Linked DNA regions of Homo sapiens: region 2 is linked to region 1. A link is an interaction called in ENCODE POLR2A ChIA-PET data of the cell type or tissue named here. Cell type or tissue: PC-3. All regions are shown on one strand. Each heading gives the region's core, and the rest is flanking DNA. Links, peaks and the distances in the headings are about the cores only. Region 1 overlaps LINC02569 (long intergenic non-protein coding RNA 2569). Region 2 holds the start of LOC105375012.

The links. Peaks named below come from ENCODE experiments on the same cell type or tissue, not always from the same donor. Only the 100,000 strongest peaks of a DNase experiment are listed, where the experiment ranks them.
Region 2: POLR2A ChIA-PET joins it to region 1 with 15 read pairs; 9 of 35 experiments call an interaction of 5 or more read pairs at or near these places.

Annotation. Positions count from the first base shown.
Region 1 is chr6:30,519,247-30,535,498 of GRCh38, forward strand. LINC02569 (long intergenic non-protein coding RNA 2569) reads left to right here. Exons shown (of 2, transcript NR_149088.1): 2 at 1-334. Among named protein-coding and RNA genes, the nearest start is that of LINC02569, 11 kb to the left of the region's middle. In PC-3, for the core only: no CTCF peak of the experiment used is centred there; a DNase peak (open chromatin) is centred at 8,855; H3K27ac peaks cover 2,873 bases.
Region 2 is chr6:30,456,206-30,472,457 of GRCh38, forward strand. LOC105375012 reads right to left here and starts at 7,398. Exons shown (of 3, transcript XM_047419620.1): 1 at 7,076-7,398; 2 at 6,201-6,311; 3 at 4,620-5,017. The coding sequence starts at 7,114. The coding sequence ends at 4,844. It also overlaps the pseudogene TMPOP1 and the pseudogene SUCLA2P1. RefSeq lists an enhancer at 9,711-10,454. In PC-3, for the core only: no CTCF peak of the experiment used is centred there; a DNase peak (open chromatin) is centred at 7,576; H3K4me3 peaks cover 1,514 bases; H3K27me3 peaks cover 7,059 bases.

The sequences.
Region 1 (16,252 bases), core at 4,017-12,016:
CCTCTCGTCTCAGTCTCCCAAGTAGCTGGAACTACAGGTGTGTGCCACCATGCCCCACTAATTTTTGTATTTATTGTAGAGACGGTTTCAGCATGTTGCCCAGGCTGGTCTCCAACTCCTGGACTCAAGTGATCCTCTCCACCTAGGCCTCCCACAGTGCTGGGATTACAGGAATGAGCCACCACGCCCGGCCTAATTGGAAGTTTTAGAGTGCAGTGGGGATCACGTGCGTAGAGGTTACTGCTGCCTTAATTAAAGGAGACAACATGTTTCATAAAACTTGGAAATTGTAGAGGGTGTGGGGAACCACTCAAATTCAGAATATCAAAACAGAACTTTATTTTTTGTGTATTTGTTGCCAATCTTTTTCCCTACATATGTAATGTTTGTTTGTTTGACATGACTACCATTTCTGTTTTCATAATATGTTTAATACTTTTCCTCCACTTAACAAACATGGCTACGATTTGCCAAGTTGCTGATCATCCTTTTTTTTTTTTTTTCGAGACAGAGTTTCACCCTTGTTGCCCAGGCTGGAGTGCAGTGGCAGATCTCAGCTCACTACAACCTCTGCCTGCTGGGTTCAAGTGATTCTCCAGCCTCAGCCTCCCAAGTAGCTGGGATTACAGGTACCCGCCACCACTCCTGGCTAACTTTTGTATTTTTAGTAGAGACAGAGTTTTGTCAGGTTGGCCAGGCTGGTCTCAAACTCCTGACCTCCAGAGATCCACCCGCTTCAGCCTCCCAAAGTGCTGGGATAACAGGCGTGAGCCACTGAACCTGGCCCAGATCATCCTTTTAAGTGTTCTTTTTCATTTGTAGGTTTAACATTGGCTTTGGGGTGAGAAAGAAACCAAGACTCACCCAGAGTCATAAGCCCAACAAGAGAATGGGTCTGTCTGGGCTAGCCCTGGGCTACTGGATGAGCAGGGTTGGCCTTTTCATTCTCTGAGTCTTCGTTTCTCTGGCCTTTACATTTCTCTGGAGGGACTTTTCATTTTCTCTGGAAACCAACTCCAAGTGCACTTTTCCAGAAGGCATTTTTGTAATGCCTGGTTGGCTGCATGCGACCTCTGGTTTTCCTCCTTCACCCTTTCCTGCTCAGTCACTGCATTTTCTGTTCTCAAAAGAACCCTCTCATATAGCACGTGCAGAGAGCAGTAGCGAGTCAGGCTGTCCCGCGGTGTGTGTCCGGACTCCTGTGTGCTCTGGCAGTGGGGCCAGTGGGCTGGGAAGAGTTGCAGGAGAAACCCAGTGGGAGAGAAAGACTCCAACCTGGGAACCTCGGGGCATCTGGTAGCGCCAGAATGACTTTCCAAAATTTTGGTTGGGGCAGTCACAGGCCCCTGCTCGCCACGGTGGCCTCTGGCAAAGAAACACATGTGGGGCAGACAAGAGGGATGCTCGCCAATCTCCTCTGAATTTTGCAACCCTGTGTGTTAAAAACAGGTATTTCTGGTCTTTAAAGACACTTGGAAAAGACAGACTTGTTGAATACTTAGAAAGGCCAAGCCACAGCCAGAAGCTTGGTGTCTGGGATCCATCATCTCTAAGGTTTTAAAAGCATCTTGCTGGAATAGGAACAGCTCCGGTCTGCAGCTCTCAGCAAGACCAACACAGAAGATGGGTGATTTCTGCATTTCCAGCTGAGGTACCTGGTTCATCTCATTGGGACTAGTTGGACAGTGGGTGCAGCCCATGGAGGGCGAGCCAAAGCAGGGCAGGGCATCGCCTCACCTGGGAAGTGCAAGGGGTCAGGGGATTTCCCTTTCCTAGCCAAGGGAAGCCGTGACAGACTGTACCTGGAGGAACAGTACACTCCTGCCCAAATACTGGGCTTTTCCCATGGTCTTCACAACTGACAGACCAGGAGATTCCCTCCCGTGCCTGGCTCGGTGGGGCTCATGCCCATGGATCCTTGCTTACTGCCAGTGCAGCAGTCTTAAGATTGGCCTGGCATGCTGCAGCTTGTTGGGGGGGTGGGAGGGCGTCCGCCATTCCTGAGGCTTGAGTAGGCAGTTTTATGCTCACAGTGTAAACAGGCCGGGAAGCTTGAACTGGGTGGAGCCCACTGCAGCTCAGCAAGGCCTACTGCCTCTCTAGATTCCACCTCTGTGGGCAGGGCATGTCAGAACAAAAGGCAGCAGACAGCTTTGGCAGACCTAAACGCCCCTGTCTGACAGTTCTGAAGAGAGCAGTGGTTCTCCCAGCATGGCATTTGAGCTCCGAAAATGGACAGACTGCCTCCTCAAGTCGGTCCTTGACCCCCGTGTACCCTGACTGGGAGACACCTCCCAGTAGGGGCCAACAGACACCTCACACAGGCAGGTGCCCCTCTGGAACAAAGCTTCCAGAGGAAGGATCAGGCAGCAATATTTGCTGTTCTGCAGCCTCCGCTAGTGATATCCAGGCAAACAGGGTCTGGAGTGGACCTCCAGCAAATTCCAACAGACCTGCAGCTGAGGGTCCTGACTGTTAGAAGGAAAACTAACAAACAGAAAGGAATAGCATCAACACCAACAAAAAGGACATCCACACCAAAACCCCATCTGTAGGTCACCAACATCAAAGACCAAAGGTAGAAAAAACCACAAAGATGGGAAGAAACCAGAGCAGAAAAGCTGAAAATTCCAAAAACCAGATTGCCTCTTCTCCTCCAAAGGATCACAGCTCCTCACCAGCAAGGGAACAAAACTGGATGGAGAATGAGTTTGACAAGTTGACAGAAGTAGGCTTCAGAAGGTTGGTAACAAACTTCTGCGAGCTAAAGGAGGATGTTCAAACCCATCGCAAGGAAGCTGAAAACCTTGAAAAAAGGTTAGACAAATGGCTAACTAGAATAAACGGTATAGAGAAGACCTTAAATGACCTGATGGAGCTGAAACCCATGGCACGAGAACTACATGACTCATGCACAAGCTTCAGTAGCTGATTCAATCAAGTGGAAGAAAGGGTATCAGTGATTGAAGATCAACTCAATGAAATAGAGCAAGAAGACAAGATTAGAGAAAAAAGAATGAAAAGAAATGAACAAAGCCTCCAAGAAATATGGGACTATGTGAAAAGACCAAATCTACATTTGACTGGTGTACCTGAAAGTGACGGGGAGAATGGAACCAAGTTACAAAATACTCTTCAGGATGTTATCCAGGAGGACTTCCCTAACCTAGCAAGGCAGGAAAACATTCAAATTTAGGAAATACAAAGAACACCACAAAGATACTTCTTAAGAAGAGCAACTCCAAGACACACAATTGTCAGATTCACCAAGGATGAAATGAAGGAAAAAATGTTAAGGGCAGCCAGAGAGAAAGGTCGGGTCACCCACAAAGGGGAGCCCATCAGACTAACAGCGGATCTCTCAGCAGAAACCTTACAAGCCAGAAGAGAGTGGGGGCCAATATTCAACATTTTTAAGAAAAGAATTTTCAAACCAGAATTTCATATCCAGCCAAACTAAGCTTCATAAGTGAAGGAGAAATAAAATCCTTTACAGACAAGCAAATGTTGAGAGATTTTGTCACCACCAGGCCTGCTTTACAAGAGCTCCTGAAGGAAGCACTAACCATGGAAAGGAACAACTGGTATCAGCCACTGCCACTGCAAAAACATGCCAAAGTGTAAAGACCATTGACACTATGAAGAAACTGCATCAATTAATGGGCAAAATAACCAGCTAACATCATAGTGACAGGATCAAATTCACCCATAACAATATTAATCTTAAATGTAAATAGGCTAAATGCCCCAACTGAAAAACAGACTGACAAATTGGATAAAAAGTCAAGACCCATCGTTGTACTGTATTCAGGAGACCCATTTCATGTGCAAAGATACAAATAGGCTCAAAATAAAGGGATGGAGGAAGATCTACCGAGCAAATGGAAAGCAAAAAAAAAATCAGGGGTTGCAATCCTCGTTTCTGACTAAAAAAAAAAAAAAAGATTTCAAACCAACAAAGATCAAAAGAGAGAAAGAAGGGCATTACATAATGGTAAAGGGATCAATTCAATAAGAAGAACTAACTATCCTAAATACATATGCACCCCAAACAGGAGCACCCAGATTCATAAAGCAAGTCCTTGGAGACCTACAAAGAGATTTAGACTCCCACACAGTAATAATGGGAGACTTTAATACCCCACTGTCAATATTAGACAGATCAATGAGACAGAAGGTTAACAAGCATATCCAGGACTTGAACTCAGCTCTGGACCAAGGGGACCGAATAGACATCTACAGAACTCTCCACCCCAAATCAACAGAATATACATTCTTCTCAGCACCACATCACGCTTATTCTAAAATTGACCACATAATTGGAAGTAAAACACTCCTCAGCAAATATAAAAGAACAGAAATCACAACAAACTGTCTGTCAGACCACAGTGCAATCAAATTAGAACTCAGGATTAAGATTCACTCAAAACTGCACAACTACATGGAAATTGAACTACCTGCTCCTGAATGACTACTGGGTAAATAATGAAATGAAGGCAGAAATAAAGATGTTGTTTGAAACCAATGAGAACAAAGACACAACATACCAGAATCTCTGGGACACATTTAAAGCAGTGTGTAGAGGGAAATTTAGAGCACTAAATGCCCACAAGAGAAAGCAGGAAAGATCTAAAATCAACACCCTAACATCACAATTAAAAGAACTAGAGAAGCAAGAGCAAACACATTCAAAAGCTAGCAGAAGGCAAGAAATTACTAAGATCAGAGCAGAACTGATGGAGATAGAGACACAAAAAACCCTTCCAAAAAATCAGTGAATCTAGGAGCTGGTTTTTTGAAAAGATCAACAAAATTGATAGACTGCTAGCAAGACTAATAAAGAAGAAAAGAGAGAAGAATCAAATAGACACAATAAAAAATGATAAAGGGGACATCACCACCAATCCCTCAGAAATACAAACTACCATCAGGAATACTATAAACACCTCTACACGAATAAACTAGAAAATCTAGAAGAAATGAATAAATTCCTGGACACATACACCCTCCCAAGACTAAACCAGGAAGAAGTTGAATCCCTGAATAGACCAATAACAGGCTCTGAAATTGAGGCAATAATTAATAGCCTACCAACCAAAAAAAGTCCAGGACCAGACGGATTCACAGCCAAATTCTACTGGAGGTACAAAGAGGAGTTGGTACCATTCCTTCGGAAACTATTCCAATCAATAGAAAAAGAGAGAATCCTCCCTAACTCATTTCATGAGAACAGCATCATCCTGATACCAAAGCCTGGCAGAGACACAACAAAAAAAGAAAATTTAAGCCAATATCCCTGATGAACATCAATGCAAAAATCCTCAATAAAATACTGGCAAACGAAATCCAGCAGCACATCAAAAAGCTTATCCACCATGATCAAGCCGGCTTCATCCCTGGGATTCAAGGCTGGTTCAACATATGCAAATCAATAAATGTAATCCATCACATAAACAGAACCAACGACAAAAACCACATGATTATCTCAATAGATGTAGAAAAGGCCTTCGACAAAAATTCAACAACCCTTCATGCTAAAAACTCTCAATAAACTATGTATTGATGACATATTTCAAAATAATAAGAGCTATTTATGACAAACCCACAGTCAATATCATACTGAATGGGCAAAAACTGGAAGCATTCCCTTTGAAAATTGGCACAAGACAAGGATGCCCTCTCTCACCACTCCTAGTCAACATAGTGGTGGAAGTTCTGGCCAGGGCAATCAAGCAAGAGAAAGAAATAAAGGGTATTCAATTAGGAAAAGAGGAAGTCAAATTGTCTCTGTTTGCAGATGACATGACTGTATATTTAGAAAACACCATCATCTCAGCCCAAAATCTCCTTAAGCTGATAAGCAACTTCAGCAAAGTCTCAGGACACAAAATCATTGCACAAAAATCACAAGTATTCCTATATACCAATAACAGACAAACAGAGAGCCAAATCATGAATGGACTCCCATTCACAATTACTACAAAGAAAATAAAATACCTAGGAATCCAACTTACAAGGGATGTGAAGGACCTCTTCAAGGAGAACTACAAACCACTGCTCAACAAAATAAAAGAGGACAAACAAACGGAAGAACATTCTATGCTCATGGATAGGAAGAATCAATATCGTGAAAATGGCCATACTGCCCAAGGTAATTTATAGATTCAATGCCATCCCCATCAAGCTACCAATGACTTTCTTCACAGAATTGGAAAAAACTACTTTAAAGTTCATATGGAACAAAAAAAGAGCCCACATTGCCAAGACAATCCTAAGCAAAAAGAACAAAGCTGGAGGCAGCACGCTACCTGACTTCAAACTATAGTACAAGACTACAGTAACCAAAACAGCATGGTAGTGGTACCAAAACAGATATATAGACAAATGGAACAGAACAGAGGCCGCAGAAATAACACCACACATCTACAACCATCTGATCTTTGACAAACCTGACAAAAACAAGCATGGGGAAAGGATTTCCTGTTTAATAAATGGTGCTGGGAAAACTGGCTAGCCATATGTAGAAAGCTGAAACAGGATCCCTTCCTTACACTTTATACAAAAATTAACTCAAGATGTATTAAAGACTTAAACATAAGACCTAAAACCATAAAAACCCTAGAAGAAAACCTAGGCAATACTATTCAGGACATAGGCATGGATAAATGCTTCATGACTAAAACACCAAAAGCAATGGCAACAAAAGCCAAAATAGACAAATGGGATCTAATTAAACTAAAGAGCTTCTGCACAGCAAAAGAAACTATCATCACAGTGAACAGGCAACCTACAGAATGGGGAAAAATTTTGCAATCTACCCATCTGGCAAAGGGCTAATATCCAGAAGCTACAAAGAACTTAAACAAATTTACAACAAAAAAATCAAACAACCCCATCAACAAGTGGGCGAAGGATATGAACAGACACTTCTCAAAAGAAGACATTTATGCAGCCAAAAGACATATGAAAAAATGCTCATCATCACTGGTCACCAGAGAAATGCAAATCAAAACCACAATGAGATGCCATCTCACGCCAGTTAGAATGGTGATCATTAAAAAGTCAGGAAACAACAGATGCTGGAGAGGATGTGGAGAAATAAGAACACTTTTACACTGTTGGTGGGAGTGTAAATCAGTTCAACCATTGTGGAAGACAATGCAGCGATTCCTCAAGGATCTAGAACTAGAAATACCATTTGACCCAGCCATCCCATTACTGGGTATATACCCAAAGGATTATAAATCATGATAAGGACACATGCACATGTATGTTTATTGCGGCACTAGTCACAGTAGCAAAGACTTGGAACCAACCCAGATGTCCATCAATGATAGACTGGATTAAGAAAATGTGGCACATATACACCGTGGAATACTATGCAGCCATAAAAAAGGATGAGTTCATGTCCTTTGCAGGGACATGGATGAAGCTGGAAACCATCATTCTCAGCAAACTATCACAAGGACAGAAAACCAAACACTACATGTTCTCACTCATAAGTGGGAGTTGAACAATGAGAATACACAGACACAGGGCAGGGAACATCACACACCGAGGCCTGTGGGGGGGTTGGGGGTTAGGGAAGGGATAGCATTAGGAGAACTACCTAATGTAAATCACCAGTTGATGGGTGCAGCAAACCACCATGGCACAGGTATACCTATGTAACAAACATGCATGTTGTGCACATGTACCCCAGATCTTAAAGTATAATAAAATAAAAAATAAAAAAAATCTTCCCTACTTTTTAAACTGTATGTTGCTTTGTAGCAATACATTATGCACATTATAAAGTGTTTTAATTAGAAATTTTAGAAGATATGATAAAGAAAAATAATTTAAATAACAATTTTTATTCAAAATACAAATAATAGGGCTGGGCGCGGTGGCTGACGCCTGTAATCCTAGCACTTTGGCAGGCCGAGGCGGGCAGATCACGAGGTCAGGAGTTCAAGACCAGCCTGGCCAACATGGTGAAACCCTGTCTCTACTAAAAATACAAAAAATTAGCTGGGCGTAGTGGCGGGTGCCTGTAATCCCAGCTACTCGGGAGACTAAGGCACAAGAATCGCTTGAACCCGGGAGGCGGAGGTTGCAGTGAGCCGAGATCGCACCACTGCACTCCAGCCTAGGCGACAGAGTGAGACTGTGTCTCAAAAAAGAAAAAAAAAGAAAAGAAAAGAAAAAGAAAAAAGAATATTTTGCCCTTATAACATTATTAATTATATACTTTCAAGTGAGAGCAATATGACTAATTATGCTTAATTATTTTTGAAAATGATGCTTTAACAATTTGTAATGCAGACATTTGATGGTCTGGTTCTATGTTGAGTTCATGTTGATACTTGGTCTTAAGGACAGTTAGAGCTGATAAAAATAACTTGTGCATAGACCAGGCGCGGTGGCTCACGCCTGTAATACCAGCACTTTGGGAGTCTGAGGCGGGCGGATCACGAGATCAGGAGATGGAGACCATCCTGGCTAACACGGTGAAGCCCCGTCTCTATTAAAAATACAAAAAAAATTAGCCAGGTGCGGTGGCAGGCACCTGTAGTCCCAGCTACTTGGAAGGCTGAGGCAGGAGAATGGTGTGAACCTTGCAGTGAGCCGAGATCACGCCACTGCACTACAGCCTGGGCAACAGAGCGAAACCCCGTCTCAAAAAAAAAAAAAAAGAAAGAAAAAAAAAAGAAATAACTTCTGCACACATCATAACATTCATACATAATGAATCATTGATATACTCATTAAAATGTGACTCATCCAGGAAAATCCCATCCCTAAATTATTTAAAGTTTTTGTTTTCCCTCAGCTACTATTTCTGTTCTACCTTATGCAAACTAATGAGAAACCATTGTCCCAAGACTGGTGGCCTCCTGGCATGGTTGTGCAACAGCTGTTGTCAAACTCCAGAGTCTAAAGTGCACCACGAAAGCCAGATGGCAGGCCAGATCCAGCCTCCCTGCTAAATGAAATGTTCACTGGCCAGGGAGAAACAACCACGTGGAAAATTAAATAAACCCATGACATTTGTAGCCAGCAGCTCGGGTGTTTTGTAGGGTTTTCCCTGAGAAGTGGGGACTAATCGCATGAATCACTTTTTTTTTCTTTTTAGAGTCTTATCTATTTGTGAATAAATGTTTCCAATTAAAGCATTGCTACTAAGCCTCAGTTTTCTCACCTCTACCATGGAGTTAAAATGTCTACTTCACACTGTCCATAAAAGAATTAAGATGGCCGGGCGCGGTGGCTCACGCCTGTAATCCCAGCACTTTGGGAGGCCGAGGCGGACGGATCACGAGGTCAGGAGATCGAGACCATCCTGGCTAACACAGTGAAACCCCGTCTCTACTAAAAATATGAAAAACTAGCCTGGCGTGGTGGTGGACGCCTGTAGTCCCAGCTACTCAGGAGGCTAAGGCAGGAGAATGGCGTGAACCCAGGAGGCGGAGCTTGCAGTGAGCCTAGATTGTGCCACTGCACTCCAGCCTGGGCGACAGAGCAAGACTCCGTCTCAAAAAAAAAAAAAAAAAAAAAAAAAAAAAAAAAAAAAGCCAGGCATGGTTGGTGGCTCACACCTGTAATCTCAGAACTTTGGGAAACAGGCAGGATCACTTCAGCCCAGAAGTGTGGGACCAGTCTGGGCAACATAGTGAGATCCTGTCTCTTAAAAAAAAAAAGAAAAGAATCAAAATAAAACAAGAAAACAAAAACACAGAACAAGTGCATCATCATAGTGGTGACAATTTTTAGGAAACTTTTTTTGTTTTTTTCTGTGTGAACCTAACTCATCTAATAAGGGAGTGTGTGAACATTTCCATGTTGGTCCATTTTTTATGTGCCTAAATGGACAAAGTCACCCAGGACCTGGCTGCTGGACTCATCCTTAGGAAGAATAAAGAAAAAGGAAGTTTATCTCTAGCATCTTTCTCTTGCCCTTGTTTTCTTCCTGGCCACAGTCATGCCCTGGATTTCAGTGTCTCTAAACATCTAGCAGCCTCTCACCCAGCATAACCCCTGTTGAGGTCCAGGGCACGATGGTGGGAGTGGGTGCAGAAGAGACAGAGAGACCACTGGTTTGAGTGTCTAGGGTTTGGGTCCTCAGGAAGAACTTGGCCCGGCGCGGTGGCTCACGCCCGTAATCCAAACACTTCGGAGACCGAGGCGGTTGGATCACCTGAGGTCAGGAGTTTGAGACCAGCCTGGCCAACATGGTGAAACAACGTCTCTACTAAAAATACAAAAAATTAGCCAGGCGTGGTGGCAGGCACCTGTAATCCCAGCTACTCAGGAGCTTGAGGCAGGAGAATCACCTGAACTCGGGCCGCGGAGGTTGCAGTGAGCCGAGATTGCGCCAGTGCACTCCACCCTGGGCAACAAGAGTGAAACTCCGTCTCAAAAAAAGAAAAAAAAAGAAGAAGAACTTCTTGACTTGACTCAGCAGGACTTTTTCCATGGGTCTAAAGCTAGGTGTGAAGAGAGTGAGCTCGTGGTGAGAGGAACTTGTTCATCAAAAGGAGTCCATGCCCAGTGGCAGAAGTGGAGAGGTGGGTATGGGACACACAGGGAAGCTGCTCTCTTCTGTTGTCTGTGGCTTCTGTTGGAGGATGTGCTGTGGGAATGCAAGGAGGAGATGGAAGGAAGGTGTCAATATAGCTTTAACAAAGGAAAAAAAAATGAAAACACCGAAACCACCCTTGCAAAAATTGTAACAGTGAGAAAATTATGACATTGAAAGATATCCAATCTAACCCAACTCCTTCTTGCCTTTAACCTCCAAATTGCACTTAGTCATTCCTGAGCAAAGGCCAAGCTAACTTTGGGAGAAATTTCGTTTACAGTTTAAATGATAATAGCCCTTCCCAAAACTAACCTGTCTTTGTAAAAATGATGAAAGGCCACCAGGTTAGGGAGGATGAGAGGGGCCTGAATGCAGGCTTAGATAAACAATTACCCGCCATTGTTTCAGAGGTCACAAGATTTGTAACTTCCCCAATTAGTCCTGTAAAATGATATCACTGTGGCCTTTTGAGATGTCTTTGCAGTTATTTTTTGTTTTGTTTGCTTTGAGACAAGGTCTTGCTCTGTCACCAAGGCTGGAGTGCAGTGATCATAGCTCACTGCAGTCTCTATCTCCTGGGCTCAAGTGAACCTTCCACCTCAGCCTTCCAAGTAGCTGGGACTGCAGGTGCATGCCACCATGCCTGGCCAGTTTTGTTGTTTTTTGGTTCTGGGGTGTTTTTTGCTTGTTTGTTTGTTTTGTTTTTGTATTTTTAGTAGACATGATGTCTGGCTCTGTTGTTCAGGCTGGTCTCAAACTCCTGGACTCAAGCGATCCTCCTGCCTCAGCCTCCCAAACTGCTGGGGTTACAGGCACGAGCCACCTTGCCCAGCTCAGGCTTTTCCATTTTGGAAAACCAGATGACTCCACCCAGATCCAAGACCGGTCCTATGGCCCCACTCAGAAGTGGACTCAGTGCACGAGGACCATTTTCCACATCCCTATGATTGCATCCCAATCAATCAGCAGCACCCATTCCCTAGCCACCTGCCCAGCAAACTATCTTTTTTTTTCTTTTTTTCTTGAGACTCTGTCGCCCAGGCTGTAGTGCAGTGGTGCAATCATGGCTCACAGCAGCTTCAACCTCCCTGGCCCAGCCTCCCAAGTCACTGGGACTACAGGTGTACACCACCACACCTGGCTAATTTTTAAATTTTTTGTAGAGATGGTGTCTTGCTGTGTTGTCCAGGCTGATCTCAAACTCAAGGACTCAAGCAATCCTCCTACCTCAGACTCGAAAAGTGCTGGGATTACAGGTGTAAGCTGCCATGCCCAACCCAAACTATCTTGAAAAAGCCTTCAAATTTGAGAGGAGGCTGATATAAGTAATAATAAGACTTCAGTCTCCTGTTTAACTGGCTCTATGTATATAAAACTCTTTCTCTATTGCAATTCCCCTGTCTTCATAAATTGGCTCTATCTGAGCAGCAGGCAAAATGAACCAATTGGGTGGTTACAACAGTATCAGCATATACAGTAGAATTGTAATATCCATCATATACCAACTGCAAATTAATTTTAAAAGATATATTGTTAAAACCATATAAGTGATATAAGTAATTTACAGAAGAATAAATTCAATTGAACAATAAATATGAAATTATTTTCAACCCCTCCAGTCATATAGTAAAAGTAAATTAAAACTTTTTTTTTTTTTAGACAGAGTCTCACTCTGTCGCCCAGGGTGGAGTGCAGTGGCGCGATCTCAGCCCACCGAAACCTCTGCCTCCTGGGTTCAAGCGATTCTCCTGCCTCAGCCTCCTGAGTAGCTGGGATTACAGGCGCCCGCCACCATGCCCGGCTAATTTTTGTATTTTTAGTAGAGACGAGGTTCCACCATGTTGGCCAGGCTGGTCTCGAACTCCTGATCTCAAGTGATCCATCAACCTTGGCCTCCCAAAATGCTGGGATTACAGGCATGAGCCACTGCACCCAGCTTAAAACAATGTTTTAACCTCTTGTTGATAAGAGTGTAAACTTATCACCTTTGGGGGAAGTAATTTAGTACCTATTAATATTAAACATTTTCATAACCTTTGATTTAGCATTTCCACTTAAATTAGTGCCTTAGTTAGTTTGGGCTGCTATAACAACACCACAGCCTGGATGGCTTATAGACAACAGAGGTTTATTTTTCACAGTTCATGGGGCTGGGAAGTTCAGGTATCAAGGCACTGGCAGTTAAGGTGCTTGGTGAAGGTCCTTTTTCTGTTCCCAGTTCACAGATGTCCCACCTTCATTTTCTTTCTTTTCCTTCTTTTTCTTTCTTTCTTTTTCTCTTTCTCTTTCTTTCTTTCTCTCTGTCTTTCTTCCTTCTTTCTTCTTTCTTTCTTTTTTTTTTTTTTTTTTAACAGATGAGGGTTTTCTCTGTCACCCAGGTGGCTGGAGTGCAATGGTGTAAGCTTGGCTCACTGCAGCCTCAACCTCCTGGGCTCAACTGATCTTCCCACCTCAGCCGCCCGAGTAGCTGGGACTACAGGTGCATGCCACCAGGCCCAGCTAAATTTTTGTAATTTTGTAGAGACGAGGTCTCATTATGTTGCCCAGGCTGGTCTTGAACTCCTGGGCTGAAGCAGTCCTCCCACCTCGGCCTCCCAGATGCTGGGATTACAGACGTGAGCCACCACACCCGGCCCATCCCACCGCCTTGCTGTGGCAGGGAGAGCAATAGCCTCTCTTCATCTCTTTATAAGGGCACCAATCCCATTATGCCCCCATGACTTTATCCAAACCTCATTATAGCCCAGGCCCCACCTCCAAAGACTATCACATTGGGAATTAGAGAGCTTCAACATACAGTTTGAGGGGACTACAAACATTCCATTCATGGCAACTAGGAATTTATAGAAACACTCCCTCTAGTGTGCAAAAAAGTAAGTACAAGAATTTTTGGGGTTTTTTTGTTTTTTGTTTTGTTTTGTTTTGTTTTGTTTTCTGAGACAGGGTCTCGCTGTCACCCAGGCATGGTACAGTAGCATAATCACAGCTCATTGAAGCCTCAACTTCCCAGGCTCAAGCAATCCTCCCCGCTCAGCTTCCCGAATAGCTAGGACTATAGGCATACACCACCACACCCAGCTAATTTTTTTTTTTTTTTTGAGATGGAGTCTCGCTCTGTCACCCAGGCTGGAGTGCAATGGCACGATCTCAGCTCATGGCAACCTCCGCCTCCTGGATTCAAGCAGTTCTCCTGCCTCAGCCTCCTGAGTAGCTGGGACTACAGGCGCATGCCACCACACCCAGCTAATTTTCATACTTTTAGAAGAGACAGGGTTTCACCATGTTGGCCAGGCTGGTCTCGAACTCCTGACCTCGTGATCCACCTGCCTCAGCCTCCCAAAGTGCTGGGATTACAGGTGTGAGCCACCGCGCCCAGCCTAATTTTTGTATTTTTTGTAGAGATAGGGTTTCACCATGTTGCCCAGGCTGGTTTCCAATATCTGGGTTCAAGCAATCTGCCCGCCTTAGCCTCCCAAAGTGCTGGGATTAGAGATGTGAGCCACGGCACCCACCCAAGAATGTTTTTTTGAGGCATTATGTCTACTAGTGAATAATGGGGGGGGGGGCCGTGGGGGGAGTACCAGAATAGTTAAAGTAGGCTGTGTATATACAATGAAATATCACAGTATCATTTTGTAAAGATCTATATGTATTGACATGGGAAAATGAGCACATCATAAATAAATAATAAAAGTTGCAGAACAATATAAACTGGAAGAAACATTTTTTTCAATCTTCCCCTCCATCCATCTTTGCTGATATATAAACAGGAAAAAGTTGGGGGAGAGAATACAGGAACACGGAACAAACAGTAAACAATGGTTATCTCATAGACGTGATTGGCGGCATTTTTGGTTTTGGTTTTCTTTTTGAGACGGAGTTTCGCTCTCTCACCCAGGCTGGAGTGAAGTGGCACGTTTTTGGCTCCCTGCAACCTCCGCCCCCCAGGTTCAAGCGATTCTCCTGCCTCAGCCTCCTGAGTAGCTGGGATTATAGGCACCTGCCACCATGCCCGGCTAATTTTTGTGTGTGTGTGTTTTTTTCAGTAGAGACGGAGTTTCACTATGTTGGCCAGGCTGGTCTTGAACTCCTGACCTCAGGTGATCTGCCCGCCTCGGCCTCCCAAAGTGCTACGATTACGGGCATGAGCCACTGCACCCTGCCATAGAGGGCATTTTTGCTTTCTGAGTTAGTCAGGGTTCTCCAGAGAAATAGAATATACATACATACGTACATACATACATACTTGCAGAGAGAGAAAGAGAGAGTGTGACTTATTTTAAGGAATTAGTTCACAAAATTGTGGAGGCTTGGTGAGTCCAAAGTCTGATAGGAGAGCCCAGCAGGCTGGAGACACAGGAAAGAGTTGCAGTTCAAGTCCAAAGGTGGTGTGCTGGAAACTTCTGACCAGAACAAAAGAGAGAGGACAGCCTTTTGTTCTAACCAGGTCTTCAACTGATTGGATGAAGCCCACCCTCATTACATTTAAAGTTCACCAATTTAAATGTAAATCTCATCCAAAAACACCTTCACAGAAACATCCAGAATAATGTTTGACTAAATATCTGGACACCATGGCCCAGACAAGTTGACACATAAAATTAAACATCGTAATGAGATCTGCTGCTATCTATGAATTTATGTTTCTAGTGTATTTGTAAGGTACATGGATCATTCCTTTATTTCTCTCTCTATATATATAGATATATATATACTTTTTATAATCATAAATATGTGTATGCATGCATATGTATGTATAAGAAAATATATATACATATAGACATAAAATTATGCATTTGTGCTAGGTACTTGTGATGGTTAATTTTATTTGTCAACTTGGCTAAGCCATGGTATTCAGATATTTGGTCAAACATTGTGGATGGTTTTGTGAGGGTATTTTGGATGTTTCAAATTGGTGCATTTTGAATAAAGCAGACTGCCCTCCACAATGTGAGTGGGCCTCATCCAATCATTCAAAGGCCTAAGACAAAAAGACTGAGGTCCCTGAGGAAGAGGGAATTCTGCCTCCACACCGCCTTTGGACCTGAGCTGTAACATCAACTCTTTGCTGCTGGCCTGCCTGCTCTGCAGATTTTGGATTTGCCAACCCCTATGATAGCATGAAACAGTTCTTTCATCTGATTGGTTCTAACTCTCTGGAACACCCTAACTAATACAGTGCTGTTATAGGTACTGAGAATAGAGTGATCAACAGGGAAGAAAACGTGCTGTCTTGGGGCCTTGCTGGCGGGTGGATGGTAGACACTCAATTGTGTGAGGCTCATTGGCCATAGAGGAACTCATGCAGGAGAAACTCACCTTGCCTAGGTTGAAAGGAGGGGAATCAGGCACATATTCCCCTCTGAGGAATATGTCAGCAGAGACTGGATGTGGCAAGACTACAGGTGGCGGGTAGGTGGGACAGAGTATTCCAGACCAGGGAACAAAAAGGGATAAAAGTCTTGGGGTGGAAAGGACATGTTTGAGAAACAGAAATAAGACCAGGTGCTGGGACCAGGAGTCCTACACTCATCACACTCAGTTACTCATGGGGTGACTTCAGAAGCCCTAAAAGATTTTGTTTCCCAATTTTTTTTTTTTTTTGACAAGATCTTGCTCTGTTGCCCAGGCTAGAGTGCAGTGGCACGATCATAGCTCACAGCAGCCTCAATCTCTCGGGCTCAAGTG
Region 2 (16,252 bases), core at 4,173-12,172, 63 kb before region 1:
TGAGCCGAGATCATGCCATTGCACTCCAGCGTGGGAGAAAAGAGGGAAACTTCATGTCAAAAAAAAATAAAAATAAATAAGAAAAGAAAAAAATTAAGGTCGTCTCTTGTGTACTTTTTAAAATCAATGGATAGAGTATAGCAAAGTTAATTTGGATCTTCAATGGCCATCCTTGGGGTCTTTTGAGTTCCCCAAACTTGTCTTTCTTAAAACTAAAGTAGGCTGGGCGCGGTGGCTCACGCCGGTAATCCCAGCACTTTGGGAAGTCGAGGCGGGCAGATCACGAGGTCAGGAGATTAAGACCATCCTGGCTTGCACGGTGAAACCTCGTCTCTACTAAAAACACAAAAAAATTAGCTGGGCATGGTGGCAGGTGCCTGTAGTCCCAGCTACTCTGGGAGGCTGAGGCAGAAGAATGGTGTGAATCCGGGAGGCGGAGCTTGCAGTGAGCCCAGATCCAGCCACTGCACTACAGCCTGCCGACAGAGTGAGAATCCATCTTAAAAAAAAAAAAAAAGAAAAGAAAAGAAAAGAAAAAAGAAAGAAATTTCTGCATTACCTATGGATGTTAAATCTACTTGAGTAGACTTTAATTCCAAGTTTGTGAATAGCTTTTCTTCAAAACATGCTGAACTTGGTAAAAGAGCCAGCAATTTAGGGAAACTATGTGCACTTCTGATCTTGTCCATTTGATAAATCACCTGCCTGTCCCCTTGAGGACCCTACTAAGAAAACTGCTTAAAAACTTTTTTTAAAATTTTTTCTTTTTGAGATGAAGTCTCACTCTGTCACCAGGCTGGAGTGCAGTGGTGCAGTCTCGACTCACTGAAACCTCCACCTCCTGGGTTCAAGCAATTATCCTGCCTCAGCCTCCCGAGTAGCTGGGATTACAGGTGCCCACCACCATGCCCAGCTAATTTTTTGTATTTTTAGTAGAGACGAGGTTTCACCATGTTGGCCAGGCTGGTCTTGAATTCCTGACCTCAGGAATCCCTGACTCTCCAAATGTCCCCACTTGTTATGTCATTCCCACTGACAAAACAAAAATAATGCTATCTTGTGTTAGGCTGTTCTTGCATTGCTATAAAGAATACATGAGACTGGGTAATTTATAAAGAAAAATGAGTTTAATTGGCTCACAGTTCTGCAGGCTTTATGGGAAGCACGGTGCTGGGCATCTGATCAGCTTCTGATGAGGTCGCAGGAAGCTTACCATCATGGCAGAAGGCAATAGGGGAGCAGGCACGTCACATAGCGAAAGCAGGAACGAGAGAGAGAGTGGGAGGGGAAGGACGCCACACACTTTTAAACAACCAGCTCTCACTATTTCAAAGACAGCACCAAGGGGACGGTGCTAAACCATTCCTGAGAAATGTGCCCCCATGATCCAATCACCTCCCACCAAGACCCACCTCCAACACTGGGGATTACAATTCAACATGAAATTGGGGTGGGGACAAATATACAAACTACATCACACCCTTTCACTGCTGAATCTAATACCTGTCTCTGTATAGGCAAAACTGTTGATATTGGCAAACTTTATAATATACCTCCTATAAAAATCCAGCTTGATCCATCAAAACCCCTGCCTAATATCAAACAATATCCACTTAAACCAGATGGTGTTATAAGTCATTAAACCTATTACAGAAGGACATAAAAAGCAAGGCCTCATTATTCCATGTACTCATCCTTCTAACACCCTAATTATACCTATTAAAAACCAAACAACTGGGATTAAAGGTTTGCTCAGGAATTCTGAGCAATAAACTATATAGTGATTCCAAGACATCAGTGGTTCCAAATCCCTATATCTCATTAAACTCACAACCTATTGATAGGAGGTTTTTCACTGTCATTGATCTATGAAGTGCATTCTTCAGTAATCCAGTGGATCAGGCCAGCCAGTATCTTTTTGCCTTTACCTTGGAAGGCCAACAATTCACCTGGACAGTAATGCCTCTTGCTTTTACTGAAAACCCTTCCTGTGTTTTTCAAATATTAAAGGAACACTTGGAGGAGATAGTTTCTCCTTAAGGTTCCACCTTACTACAATATATAGATGGCCGCCTTCTTTGCTCTGCTTCACAGATAGCCTATGAAAAAAATGGTGTACAACTGTTAAAGCAACTGACTGCTAAAGACCATGAAGTCTCTGACGAAAAATTGCAGCTAGTGAAAACTCAGAAGAAATATTTGGGACACTTAACTTCAGAAAATGGATTACATTTAGACCCAGATTGGCACTTTGTAATTTCTTCAGTCAAGAACCAAGTGCCACAGAAAAACACAGAATATTATAATGCTGTATTTGTGGTGTGTAAACTACTCGTGTCTTAAGTAGAAAGCATAAAAGGTGAACCAATAAAAAATAATAACTACAAGACTTTTCAACACATAGACGGTACAAGGCCAGCTGCAGTGGCTCATGCCTGTAATCCCAGGACATTGAGAGGCTGAAGTGAACAGATCATTTGAACTCAGGAGTTTCAGACTAGCCTGGGCAACATGGCAAAACCCAGTCTCTTTTAAAAAATGGAAAAAATTAGCTGGTTATGGTGGCACGTGTCTGTGGTACCACCTACTTAGGAGGCTGAGGTGAAAGGATTGCTTGTGCTTCGGAGGCAGAGGTTGCAGTGAGCTGAGATTGTGACACTGCACTCCAGGCTGGGTGACAGAGTGAGATCCTCATCTAAAAAAAGACATAGATGGTATAAGAAGATATAAATAGAAACAACAAAAAGTTAAAAAGAAAGAGGATGGAGTTAAAGTGTGAATTCTTATTACATATCTTTCGGTTTTTGTTTATACAAGCAGTGTTAAGTTTTTATCAGATTAAAATAATGGTTATAAGATATCTGCAAGCAGCCTGGTGATCTCAAATCATAAAAAATGCAACAGATATACAAAAAATAAACAACAGGAAATTAAATCATATCACCAGAGAATCACCTTCACTAAAAGGAAGACATAAAGGAAGGAAAGAAGGAAGAGAAAACAAGCAAAACAACGAGAAAACAAATAAGAAAATGTCCTTCTTTATCAATAATAACACTGAATGTAAATGGTCTAAACTCTCCAATCAAAAGAAATGGAGTGGTGGAATGAATAAAAAAAAAAAAAAAAAAGGACCCAATGATCTGTTGCCTACAAGAAACACACTCACCTATAAACACACACATAGACTGAAAATAAAGGGATGGAAAAAGATTGGTCATGCCAATGGAAATCAAAAAAGTGCAGGAGTAGCTATACCTATATCAGACAAAATAGATTTTAAGATAAAAACTATAAGAAGAGACAAAGAGGGTCACTATATAATGATAAAGGGGTCAATTCAGTAAGATGCTATAACAACTATAAATATACATACCCCAACACTGGAGCACCCAGCTGTATAAAGCAATTATTATTAGAGCTAAAGAGAAAGATAGATCTCAGTACAATCATAGCCAGAGACTTCAGCAGCCCCCGTTTCAGCATAGGACAGATCGTTTAGACAGAAAAGCACCAAAGAAACATTGGACTTGATCTGCACTATACATTAAATGGATCTAATAGATATTTACAGCATATTTCATCCAAGAGCTGCAGAATACACATATTTCTTCTCAGGACATGGATCATTCTCAAAGACAGGCCAAATATTTGGTCACAAAACAAGTCTTAGAACATTCAAAAAATTGAAATAATATCAAACATCTTCTCTGACAACAATGGAATAGAACTGGAAATTAATAACAAGAGGAATTTTGGAAACTATACAAACACATAGAAATTAAACAATATGCTCCTGAATGCCTGGTGGGTCAATGAAGACATTAGGAAAGAAATTTAAAAATTTTTTAGGGAGAGGGGTGGAGCAAGATGGCTAGATAGAAGACTTCACTAACCGTCCCCCTGCAACAAAGATACCAATCTAACAACTATCTACATTTAAAAAAAGACAAAATCACCTTCACTAGAAACAAAAGTTATGTGAGCATTCACAAAACCTGGTTTTTAACTTCATATAACTGAAAGAAACACTGAGAAGGGTAGGATGTTGTCCCGAATTGCCAATGCCGCCCCAGCCCCATCCTCCAGCAGCAGCCCTGCAGTGTGGAGAATCATGCACTTGGGAGAGGGAGAACACAGCGATTGTGACACATTGCGTTGAACTCAGTGGTGCCCTGATATAGAGTTATATTGGAAGAATGGAGCAATGAGTTTGGTGGTTGGGGTGGGGAAACAGGGAGGAAAGGAATGAAACAAACACTCGAGGGTAGAAGATGGTACCAGTCTGAGAATCAGGTGCCAGTTCTTTTCTACTGTGTGTCTAGTCACATTGGTGTAGACGTCCAGGCAGGAGGAGAAGCAAGTTGTAGGATCAGCTACATCTGGGCTTCCAAAGGTAATCTCAGGTGCCACCTCTCCTCCATACTTACTAGGAATCCCAGGCCCTTCCCTGAAGTGACACCATCCTGCATCCTTTGTACCCTGCTTTCCACTTCTTCTCACAGCCTTTCCCTCCCTCCCTCCTTCATTCTCCTGGCCAGGACCCACACTCACCCCACCTAACCTCTCTCTTTTGATCAGTCCCATAGTTTAGAAAAGAACAGAAATGCCAGCTGTGGTCAGGTGTTTTAAAAATTTATTCAGTGCTCTCTGGGCATGCATTTCAGGACAATAACATTGTTTCTGGTCTCAATGCACTTTCACCACATCTGATTTTCAACTATGTGAGTTAGGACACCTATATGGTCAATCAATCAACCAGGGAAAGAAACTAAGGTCCAGAGCCCTAAGGATGCTTGCCCAAATCACCCTGATTTTGGCAGAACAGGATCTTCCAAGGGCCTTAAGAGTCAGAGAAGACCGCAGCCCCTTGTGTTGTATTCTGCTGCATGCCGGGGAAACTGGATGGAAACGATTCAGATTCTTCCTGCATGAAAAGGACAACCTGTGTCCTTGGGAATCCTCCAGTGGCCCCAGTTGTTCCTGCTGGGTGTGACATCGATGCCCGAATCCAACCCTGTAAAATAGGGTGAAATTCAGATATTGCAAGTCATGAAAAATTTTCTCCTGATAGCAAAGTTGAAGGATAACAAAACTGAAGGAGGGAACATACCAAACAGAGGAGGAAGGAATATACAAAAAATAACAACAACAACAACATCAACCAACAACAAGAACAAAAAAAATACCAAGATATGGGATGTATGAAATCAGGCATCAACCCATGAAAAGGTGAAAGGGCAACAGGACCAGAAAGGAAGAGGGTCACCTGGGTGGGTGGACAGCAGAGGGGAAGCCATCTCCAAGAAGATGACCTTGACAACAGCCAACATAAGTTTAAAGGTATTGAGAAGACATTTACTCAACTAAGGAACAGTTGGTGAATTCATTTAAGGTTCATGGAAAGTAAGAAAATGAAAATACTAGGCAATGATCAAATCTTGAAAACTTCAGCATATGTGGAAAGAAAAACTAAGAGAGTTTACCATGTGGCTCAGGTCTGAGTAGCAGTCACGTAAGTCAGTAATTTTAACTCTGGCTCTCAATGCACTCAAAATCTCCACCTGCCTACACGAGGAGGATGAAAATGTGTGTGCTGGGGAAGGTACTATGGACAGAAGGGATATTGAAAAGTCAATACATAATATCTAAAATGGAAACATTTGAAGTGGCATAAATGTATATTATCAAGAGACATAAAGATAAAGAACAAAATATGAAGTAAAAGGCTTCCATGTGGTTGCTTGCCAGGAAGCTGGTGGCTAGGAAGGATTGAGAGAGAGTAGAGGGGAGACCATGTTTTGTAACAGGGGAAATGAAAGGGAAGCAGGTAGCACCTGGAGCCTGCCTCATGCAGAGAACAGGGTTCCACGCAGTGGTCCAGGATCTCAGGGATTTACTGTGGCTGAGGCCACCTGTCCCCAGGACAAGCCCTTGGCACTGAGTCTACTGAAATGTGAGGAGGGAGAAGAGGAGGCCTTCAGATATTTGACCTGAGCAGCCTGGCTTACTCTAGACTCTGTCTTGGCTCCTGGCCAGAGATTAATGTAGCAAATTGTCTCTAAATTCATCCAAGGGAGTGGAGTTCCTTCCCCTACTCCTTATCCCCTTCCACACCATCCTTTCTGGAAGTGTTATTGTGAACATGTTCTCGGATTTGTTTTTATCAGTGGAGAAACAGAAGACAGAAGAGCACTCACCCAGCAGAGCCAGAGGGAGGCAGTTCCAAAGACTCCAGTGGCCACCAGAGCCCACCAGGACCCAGGGCTGGAGGTGCACAGTGAGATCCTCAGCGCAGAGGGAGAAATCTCCTAAGAGTAGGAAGGAATAACAGAATTAGGAAGCGTTTCCTTACTTCACAGTGAGTGCAAACATGATGGGAAGGCATAGAGAAAAAGTAAGAAATTATAGGGAAACGTGCTTATTTAGGGGGAGGCGATACTGCGGGAGGGGTACACCAGACCCAGCACTGCCGTGGGGTAGGAGAAACAGGTATAACGCTTGACTAGAGAATGGATACTTGAGGATCAGTATAGTTACTAGATGAAGAGGACTACATACATTTTAAGGACATTGATGTACATTATAGTGTATCATTGGAAGTTAAGGGAAAAGAAAAGAAACTTCATAAATAAAAACAGGCTGCATGTGGTAAAATCAATAATCAGCCCTGGGACTTGTGTTTTCAAAACGCTTTATCCAGGTGTGACACCTCTGACATCCTGGATTCCCCACCCTCTAGCACCCAGTTCCCTCTCCTGTAATGAGACCAGGGTCAGGAGGAGAGATGGACAGATGGGCCCATGCTGAAGGCAGTCAGTCACCTGTGCCTGCAGATGAGAAACCGCCGCCTAACCTTTCTGAACCTCATGCGGAAAAAATGTTTGCACCACTAGCCTCCAGCACAGAGATTCCATCCCAGCTCAGTATTTAGTATTTAGAGATTTAGTATTTAGTATTTAGAGATTCCTAAATACCGAGGACTCTGCCCAGTCTGGTTTGACCATGCTCCTCCTTCCTCACACTGTGGGGCCCCAGCTTTCCCTCCCAATTCCACACCCCCAGATGCTGGTACCATGCTCAGGTTCATCGTGGACACCACTCCATCCGACATGGCAACACTTTTGATCCAGCCGCTTTGACAACCTCGTTCAGTCTCCTCTGGAGACAGCCACCCAGACCTTTGCTGATGAGCTGGGACTGAGGGGAAAAGGCCTGCGATCTCTGATGGGGTTGGCAATGGACACCAAAGTCGTCTTCTAAAGACCAAGTACGCTCTAACCACGGAAATCGTCTCTAACCACTGACTCCTCCAGAAAAGGAAGAAAGAAGCCTCTCTACACTAAGCTGAAACACTAAATACACTAAGTGTTGATTAAGTAGACTAGGTACACTAAGTGGTAAACTTGGTAAACTTAGAGCACTAAGTACACTAAGTACAATAAATGGTAAACTTGGTAAACTTAGAGCACTAAGTGCACTAAGTTCACTAAGTAATAATATTAGTACTAAGTGGTACACTAAGCTGAAACCGCAAACCGCAGCCATGGCAGAGGAACCTCAGCTTAAATAGTGTGGAGCGGCCACTGGTTTCCGCGGCTCGTAGTCGCGCCCGCGAGGAAACGCCAGGGAGGCTTCCTGCCCCGCCCAGCGGTGGCCCAGGGCACAGGGAACCACGGCTGCTTCTCTCCGAGGTTTGTGGCCTGAGAAACTCTCCGCTGCGAATCTGGGCTGGCCTCTCCGGGAAGCCTTGAAACTCAACTCCCGGGTGGGCCAGGAAGGCTGCCCGACTTGGGCAGCGCCGGCCGGAGCCTTCTTCAAAGCCGAGCTGTTCGCCGCCCTCGAGGCCCAGGCGAGCCTGGAGGAGGGACCGGGTGCGCTCAGATGGGGCCCTTGGTGACTGGCGACCCCATGAGCACCCACCCTCCAGCCTGGGGCGGGATGGCCCAATCGGGCGCTGTGGGGGTCCGTTTGGAAACCGCTCTCTGCTTTGAGGATACGCGGGGAGCTTCCCTGGAAGCTGTGAAGAGGGGCAGACACGAGGCCTCTGGCCAGCCGCGCCTCGGGTCCAGGCCTCCCTGTGTCCACATCTGGTCTCCCGGCTTTTCACAACAGTGACCTTGACAGCGCCCAGAGTCCGCTGCTTCCGTCCAGTCCGCTCTTCCCCTACGTGGCCAAGAGGACGCAGCACTGGCGGCTTCAGGAGGTGGCTGTGAGCGCGGGGCTGGGGCCAAGAGCAGAGGACCAGAGAGGAGTCTCCAAGCCACCACCGGCCCCGTCACCGGCTACCGGCTAGGTCAGGCCCCAGATTCGGGTTTGCCCAGCGGGCGCTCGGCGTCCACGCTCCCTCTCCACCTTCTTGCCTCTCTAAGGAGGACCTGGCCCACTAGGAAGCCCGGGGCGTTCTGTGAACTGGGTGGTCAAACACGGTGTGTGGGGAAGGGGCCAATTGAGATTAGACGTGAAAAACCGCGAACCTGGGGACCGCAGGGTTGGGGCCCAGGAGGGGCCCGAAGCTTCCATCTAAGACAGGTGACTAAGTGAGGGGCACAGGTGCAACAGAAAGAAAGACTGATTTGCAATTGACTTGTAGGTGTAATCGGTTTTAGTCCCTATTTGACCACCAGAGGTCTGCAGCTCTATCCTTGGTGAGTTCTGAAGGCCCCTGGGGAGAGCTGAGCCCAAGAGACTTTTTAATTCCACAGAAGAACTTCGCCTGAGGCAGGTCTCCTCTGTGCCCAGGGAAGGAAGGCTGGACGTGATGGTTTCTGAAAAAAGTTACACAGAGAAAAGGTCAAGTCCATTTTTGCTATCCTGTACTGAACACAGATCAATTAACTGGTCCCAGGATTGATAGCAACAGGCCTATAACTGGTCTCCTGGTTCCTATCCAGCCCTTCCCCCATAAAGGCAGAATCCTGTCCTCTTGGAACAGTGAATCCCCAGCAGAGGACCTCAGCTCCCAAGCTCCATTCAGCCTGGGCTCCCTGGAACCTGCTACCCTGCCCAGGAGCTGTCAACACCTGGAGTGCAGTGCAGGAAGAATGCAGGGGCGCTTGATGGGGAGGTGAGTGAGTGCAGATGGGGTTCCTGGAACTCCTTGGGCCCTTGGGGTAGCTCCCACTCAGGCTGTCCTGCAGGTCCTCACAAGGCCCACTACTGAGCAGGAAGAATGTCCCCAGGAGAGGCAAGAGGTGGGGCAAGGGCGAGTATGGGGTCCCTTGCATTTGCGGCAAAATGGAGAGGGAGATGAGAGGCAAGGAGTACTGGCCCTCACATGGAAACCTATAGCACACTGCCCAAAGGGAATGGGAAGGGAAACACAGCCACGCACGTCCACAGAAGACTTGGCAGATGGGAGAGGGTAGCTTTGAGGACTGAAATCCCTACTTCACAGGACTCTGGATACTTGGACACTTGCTTCCTCCTGTGCTTCTGTACGAATCTCAGGACTGTGGGACACTCTCTGCACTCTTATTCTTGTAATTCTCTTCTCTCCGGATGGCCTCCTTTCCCTTGGAGTGCAGCAGTGGCCATCAGATTCTTGGGCTGAAGGTCACTGGGTGACTGTGGGATTCTGGGGCCAGTTACTTCCCTTTCTTAGCCACCCCATGCTTTACAGAACTGAACTCCACAGTCATACTCATCTCTCCCAGTGAAGCTCAAAGGAATTATTAATAAAAAACACAAAAACATAAATGGAATGATGTTTATGGAACCAATTGATTAACGTGGAAAAGTATGGGCTTCCCAGTTTTCTGCCCTTCGTGAGAACTTAATCCTGAAACACTGATCTCATGTCAACCTTCTGCCTTAACTGGGAATTCCTGTGGCCAGTCTGTTCTAAGGGTATCCCGTGAGCCCCTAGGGATGGAGAACAGAAGGCCACTTTTCCTAAACACACACGTGGTTCTGTCCTGGCCAGATCAGTGGACTTCCAGTGTCCTTCCTGAGTCACACCGAGGTGAATTGCATAGACCAGAAACCCACATTTTAAAAAGAATAAAATAAAATAAGTGGCCTGTAGTGTGGGGGCTGGGGTTGGTGCGGGCTTCCGGCTTGGCCGCGGGTGTCTGCATCGTTCAGCCCCGGGGCTTTTGTGTCGGGTCTGGCCTGGCTTTCTGTCCGCAAGTTTTTGCCCTGCTCCGCGGCGCTCCTCCGGGGCGGGAGCCGCGAGGCCCGGGCGAGCTCGGGCGGGACCGGAGGCTGCGAAGGCTGCCGGGAGCGGGACTCGCAGCTCCTGGATATGCCAGCGTTCCTGGAAGACTCCTGGGTCCTGACGAAAGACAAGTTGATGAGTGAGTTGGTCGCCATTAAAGTGAGGCTCCCGGCCCGGAGCAGCGCAGAGACCAGGACGCGCAGCCTCGCCTGCAGCACTCGGCCCTACCTCTACCCCGCCGCTACCTCTACCCCGCCGCGGCGCCGACAGCGAGGGCCCCGCCTCCCCCAGCTGGCTCCAGAGCCAAGCCACCCACAGCAGGAAAGCCACGAAGAAAACAGTTCAACTCAGACCAAAAGATAAAGCTGATCTCGAGGTAACCGCGCTCACTAATGAAGATCTCGTGGACCCGCTTGCGAGGTATAAAGAGAAACCTAGTCCTACTGGAGAACAACCAGGAAGCGATGTGAGAAAAAAACCTTGAAACCGAAGGAACGAGGACGATCTGTCGCCCAGGCTGGCGTGCAGTGGCGCGATCTCGGCTCTCGGCTCACTGCGGCCTCCGCCTCCCGGGTTCAAGAGATTCTCGTGCCTCAGACTCCTGAGTGGCTAGAACCACAGGCATGCGCCACCTCGCCTGGCTACATTTTTTTTTTTTTTTTTTTTTTTTTTTTTTTTTTTTTTTTTTGTATTTTTGGTAGGGACGGGCTTTCCCCGTGTTGTCCAGGCTGGTCTCCAACTCCTGAGCTCAAGGGATCTGCCCATCTCGGCGGATTAACAATTTAATCTTCAGCAGAAAATGGAAGGCAGAATTGAAATAAAGGTTCTAATAGATACTGTGACAATGAAGAAGACTAGAGTAAAGATCAAGCTTGAGAAGACAGAACCACTAAAGGGCAGAGCAAAGACTCCAGTAACACTGAAGAAAAGAAGACTTGAGATAGTCAGAGCTATTCTCACGCTGGAATAACTGAGGCTGAACGCACAAGTGGAGCTTCAGAAGGCGGAGCTCTGCAGGCCTGGAGTAGGGAGTCTACCAGAGACCGGAGGAGAAGGCCAAGGAAGAGGGTGGAAACCAGAACATTTTCCAATAGACAGTGCAGTAATTTCAGAGAGTGCTCCCACAGCTGAAACTCTAATGGCTTCAGGACACAAAACCTTCGTTGTCAGTAGGATGACTGGAAATTTCAAGCATGCAGCTCCTATTCTGCAACTCAGTAAATTTTCAAACATACCCCAAACTCCAAAGAGACCACTGGGGTTGGGGGGGAACAGAATAAAGAAGAGTAGAAAGGGATATTCTTAAGGAAATGTTGCCCTATGAAGCATCTACACCAACAGGAATTGCTGCAGACCAGTCAAAGGGGCTACAGGCAGGCCATTAGAACTCACTGAGTTCAGGATGGCAGAATCTTTTTCATCTAAATATGTTCCTAAGTGTGTTCCCTTGGCAGATGTCAAGTCAGAAAAGACAAAAAAAGAATGAGCCATTTCTGTATGGACAAAAATTTTGCTGTTTGTTGTTGTAGTAGGTTTTGTTTGTTTGTTTTTTGGTCTATCAAGCTATAGAAACCAAACAAGGAAATCTTTTCTCTAACGTTCTTCCTGATGACTCTAGAAACCCAACTGAATGGAATCCATCTGGCACATTCAAGTTGGCCTCCTATTTTTAATAACTGTATTGAAAAACACTTGTGTACCCTTGTTGACTTAAATAGCTAAAAAAAAAAAAACAGGTGATTTCACCTCAATAAATGTAGTATTCCATGAAAAGCAAACAAAATATATATAAATGAACTTCATTAGAGTGTTTTTGAACTCTGGACTAGCAGGAGATCACTTCATGCCATATGAAAATCTTTTATAGCTCTGAAACTTTTTTGTAGGCTTTTTAAAATTTTTTCTTCTCATTGTCCAAACCCATGCAGGGTTTCTTTAAAATGTGGACACCTGGTTTCCTTTTTGAAAAATGAGATATATATATATATATATATATATACATATATATATACACACACACACACACATATATATACATATATACACATATATATACATATATACACACATATATATACATATATACACACATATACATATATACACATATATACATATATACACATATATACATATATACATATATACACATATACATATATACACATATATACATATATACATATATATACATATATACATATATACGTATATATACGTATATATACATATATATACATATATATACGTATATATATGAAACAAGAAGGGAAAAACATGGTAATATAGTATGAAGTTACACATTTAAATACTTTGAATTCTTACAGAAAAGAGTGGAAGAATTATCTTCTACTGAATAAAAACTTTACAGACATGGAAGACAATGAAATTTGGTAAGAGAAAAAGTAACATGGTTGTACTTTTTGTAACTGCAACGAAATTTGATGGTGTTTATGAGGAAAACTACAGCAATAATCTCTTCTGTAACTTTTATTAATAGTAATGTTAGACTCAGAAATGGTGGCCTCCATGTTCTTCCGCCCGCTGTTGGTGGCCGCCACCCTTCGGACCACACTGCGGGCTGCTGCTCAGGTTCTGGGAAGTTCTGGATTGTTTAATAACCATGGACTCCAAGTACAGCAGCAACAGCAAAGGAATCTCTCACTACATGAATACATGAGTATGGAATTATTGCAAGAAACTGGTGTCTCTGTTCCCAAAGGATATGTGGCAAAGTGACCAGATGAAGCTTATGCAATTGCCAAAAAATTAGGTTCAAAAGATGTTGTGATGAAGGCACAGGTTTTAGCTGGTGGTAGAGGAAAAGGAACATTTGAAAGTGGCCTCAAAGGAGGAGTGAAGATGGTTTTCTCTCCAGAAGAAGCAAAAGCTGTTCCTTCACAAATGATTAGGAAACAGTTGTTTACCAAGCAAATGGGAGAAAAGGGCAGAATATGCAATCAGGTATTGGTCTGTGAGTGAAAATATCCCAAGAGAGAGTGCTACTTTGCAATAACAATGGAAAGGTCATTTCAAGGTCTTGTATTAATAGGAAGTTTACATAGTGGGGCCAACATTGAAGATGTTGCTGCTGAGACTCCTGAAGCAATAATTAAAGTACCTATTGATATTGTAGAAGGTATCAAAGAGGAATAAGCTCTCCAGCTTGCACAGAAGATGGGATTTCCATCTAATATTGTGGCTTCAGCAGCAGAAAACATGATCAAGCTTTACAGCCTTTTTCTGAAATACGATGCAACCATGATAGAAATAAATTCAATGGTGGAAGATTCAGATGGAGCTGCATTGTGTAAGGATGCAAAGATCAATTTTGACTCTAATTCAGCCTATCGCCAAAAGAAAATGTTTGATCTACAGGACTGGACCCAGGAAGATGAAAGGAACAAAGATGCTGCTAAGGCAGATCTCAACTACACTGGCCTCGATGGAAGTATAGGCTGCCTAGTAAATGGTGCTGGTTTGGCTATGGCCACAATGGATATAATAAAACTTCATGGAGAGACTCCAGCTAATTTCCTTGTTGGTGGTGGTGCTACAGTCCATCAAGTAACAGAAGCATTTAAGCCTATCACTTCAGATAAAAAGGTACTGGCTATTCTGGTCAACATTTGTGGAGGAATCATGCACTGTGATATTACAGCAAAGGGTATAGTCATGGCAGTAAAAAGTTTGGAAATTAAAATACCTGTTGTGGTACAGTTACAAGGTACACAAGTTGATGATGTTAAGGCACTAAAAGCAGACAGTGGACTTAAAATACTTGCTTGTGATGATTTGGTGGAAGCTGCTAGAGTGCTTGTAAAGCTCTCTGAAATAGTGAAGCAAAGCAAGCGCATGTGGATGTGAAATTTCAATTGCCAATATGATCTGAAAACCCAGTGATGGCTGAAGGTGTTAAATGTGCTACAATCATTAAGGATACTGTGTTCTGTGTTATTGTTCTTTTAAGTGTGTGGAGATTGTAGTTGCCATCTAGGCACACAAACATTTAAAAGCATTTGGTTTGCATTTAATTCTACCATTCAGAATGGACTGTTTGTAAGAAGCATGTATAATGCAAATATCTTCTTTATTTCGTCACAGCCAGTCTTTTTTGCTTCTACAAAATGCAACTTGCAATATGACAGTTTATTATTGTTGGATACAAAGTTCTTCATTGATAAGAGACCTACAAATAAAATAAATATGAAGATAAAGCTTTATTCTTCAGTGTTAACATACAGTATATCTAATAACTAGCCTCATTAGTAGACCAGTATATTAAAACACTGTTTTATGTAAAAAGTGTTTATCTTCAGCACCAAATACATAATAAATGTAACAATCACTATTTATAAACAGAGCTTTCAAACACTCCTCAGAAAATCAAAATACTTCTAAGTATTTTGATGAAGTAACTTTGTAATTATGTGAACATTGTTTTAATCATTAGGAAACGCTGATAACTGCAAGAATTCATGATTCCATGGTATTAAGAAGCACCTGTAGGTTTGTTTCAAATAGAGGCATATTAACCAAGGGAAAAAAATAGTAATGTTATTATTGTAGCCCTATCATATTCACTTTTTAAACGACTGGCTTTTAAAAGTATCATGAAAGTCCTACTTCAGTAAAACCCATTTAAGTACAGTTGATGTTTAGCAGGGATCTTTTAGTGCAGCATAAACATGCTTTAGAGAACTGTTGGCTGGCTGTACATGTTTTTAAAAGCTGTTAGCTAGCTATGAGGCTACAGCTGAAAATTACACTTTTTATGAGAAATTGTAAACACTGGTCTTATGTTTCATCTGGATTCCTTATTGCATCATCTTCTGTTAACAAAAACAAATTTTCCCAGTTTTTTTGCCTTGTATTTCCCAGCACAATTTCATTTAAAAGTACAAAAAGTGTTTGCTCTCAAATTGCATCATAAGCAAGTGTTAATACTCTGGGCTTTTTTATGTTTGTTTGTTTGTTTGTTTTTTGAGATGGAGTCTCGCTCTATTGCCCAGGCTGGAGTGCAGTGGTGCTATCTCGGCTCACTGCAAGCTCGGCCTCCCGGGTTCACGCCATTCTCCTGACTCAGCCTCCCAAGTAGCTGGGACTACAGGCGCCCGCCACTACGCCCGGCTAATTTTTTGTATTTTTAGTAGAGACGGGGTTTCACCGTTTTAGCCGGGATGGTCTCGATCTCCTGACCTCGTGATCCGCCCGCCTCGGCCTCCCAAAGTGCTGGGATTACAGGCGTGAGCCACCGCGCCCGGCCTGAAGGACACCCTTAGAGAAGTGCAAAATACTATGGCAGGTTTCAACAATAGAATCAAACAACTAGAAGAAAGAACTTCAGAGCTCTAAGACAAGGCTTTCAAATTAACTCTGACAAAAACAAAGAAAAAAGAATCAAATGAACAAAGCCTCCAAGAAGTTTGGGATCATGTTAAATGACCAAACTTAAGAATAATTGATGTTCCTGAGGAAGAAGAGAAATCTGCAAGTTTGAAAATTTTATTTGAGGGAATAATTGAGGAAAACTTCCCTGGCCTTGCTACAGATTTGGACATTCAAATACAAGAAGCTCAAAGAACACCTGGGAAATTCATCTCAAAAAGATCATCACCTAGACACATAGTCATCAGGTTATCTAGGGTCAAGATGAAGGAAAGAATCTTAAGAGTTGTGAGGCAAAGGCATCAAGTAACCTGTAAAGGAAAACCTATCGGATTAACAGCAGATTTATCAGCAGAAACCCTACAAGCTAGAAGGGATTGGGGTCCAATCTTTAGACACTTAAACAAAATAATTATCAACCCAGAATTTTGTATCCAGTAAAAGTGATGAAGGAAAAGATAAAGTATTTTTCTTTTTTTTTTTTTTTGGGACGGAGTCTTGCTGTCACCCAGGCTGGGGTGCAGTGGCACAATCTCAGCTCACTGCAAGCTCCGCCTCCTGGGTTCATGCCATTCTCCTGCCTCAGCCTCCCAAGTAACTGGGACTGCAGGCGCCCACCACCACGCCCAGCTAATTTTTTGTATTTTTAGTAGAGATGGGGTTTCATCATGTTAGCCAGGATGCTCTCCATCTCCTGACCTCATG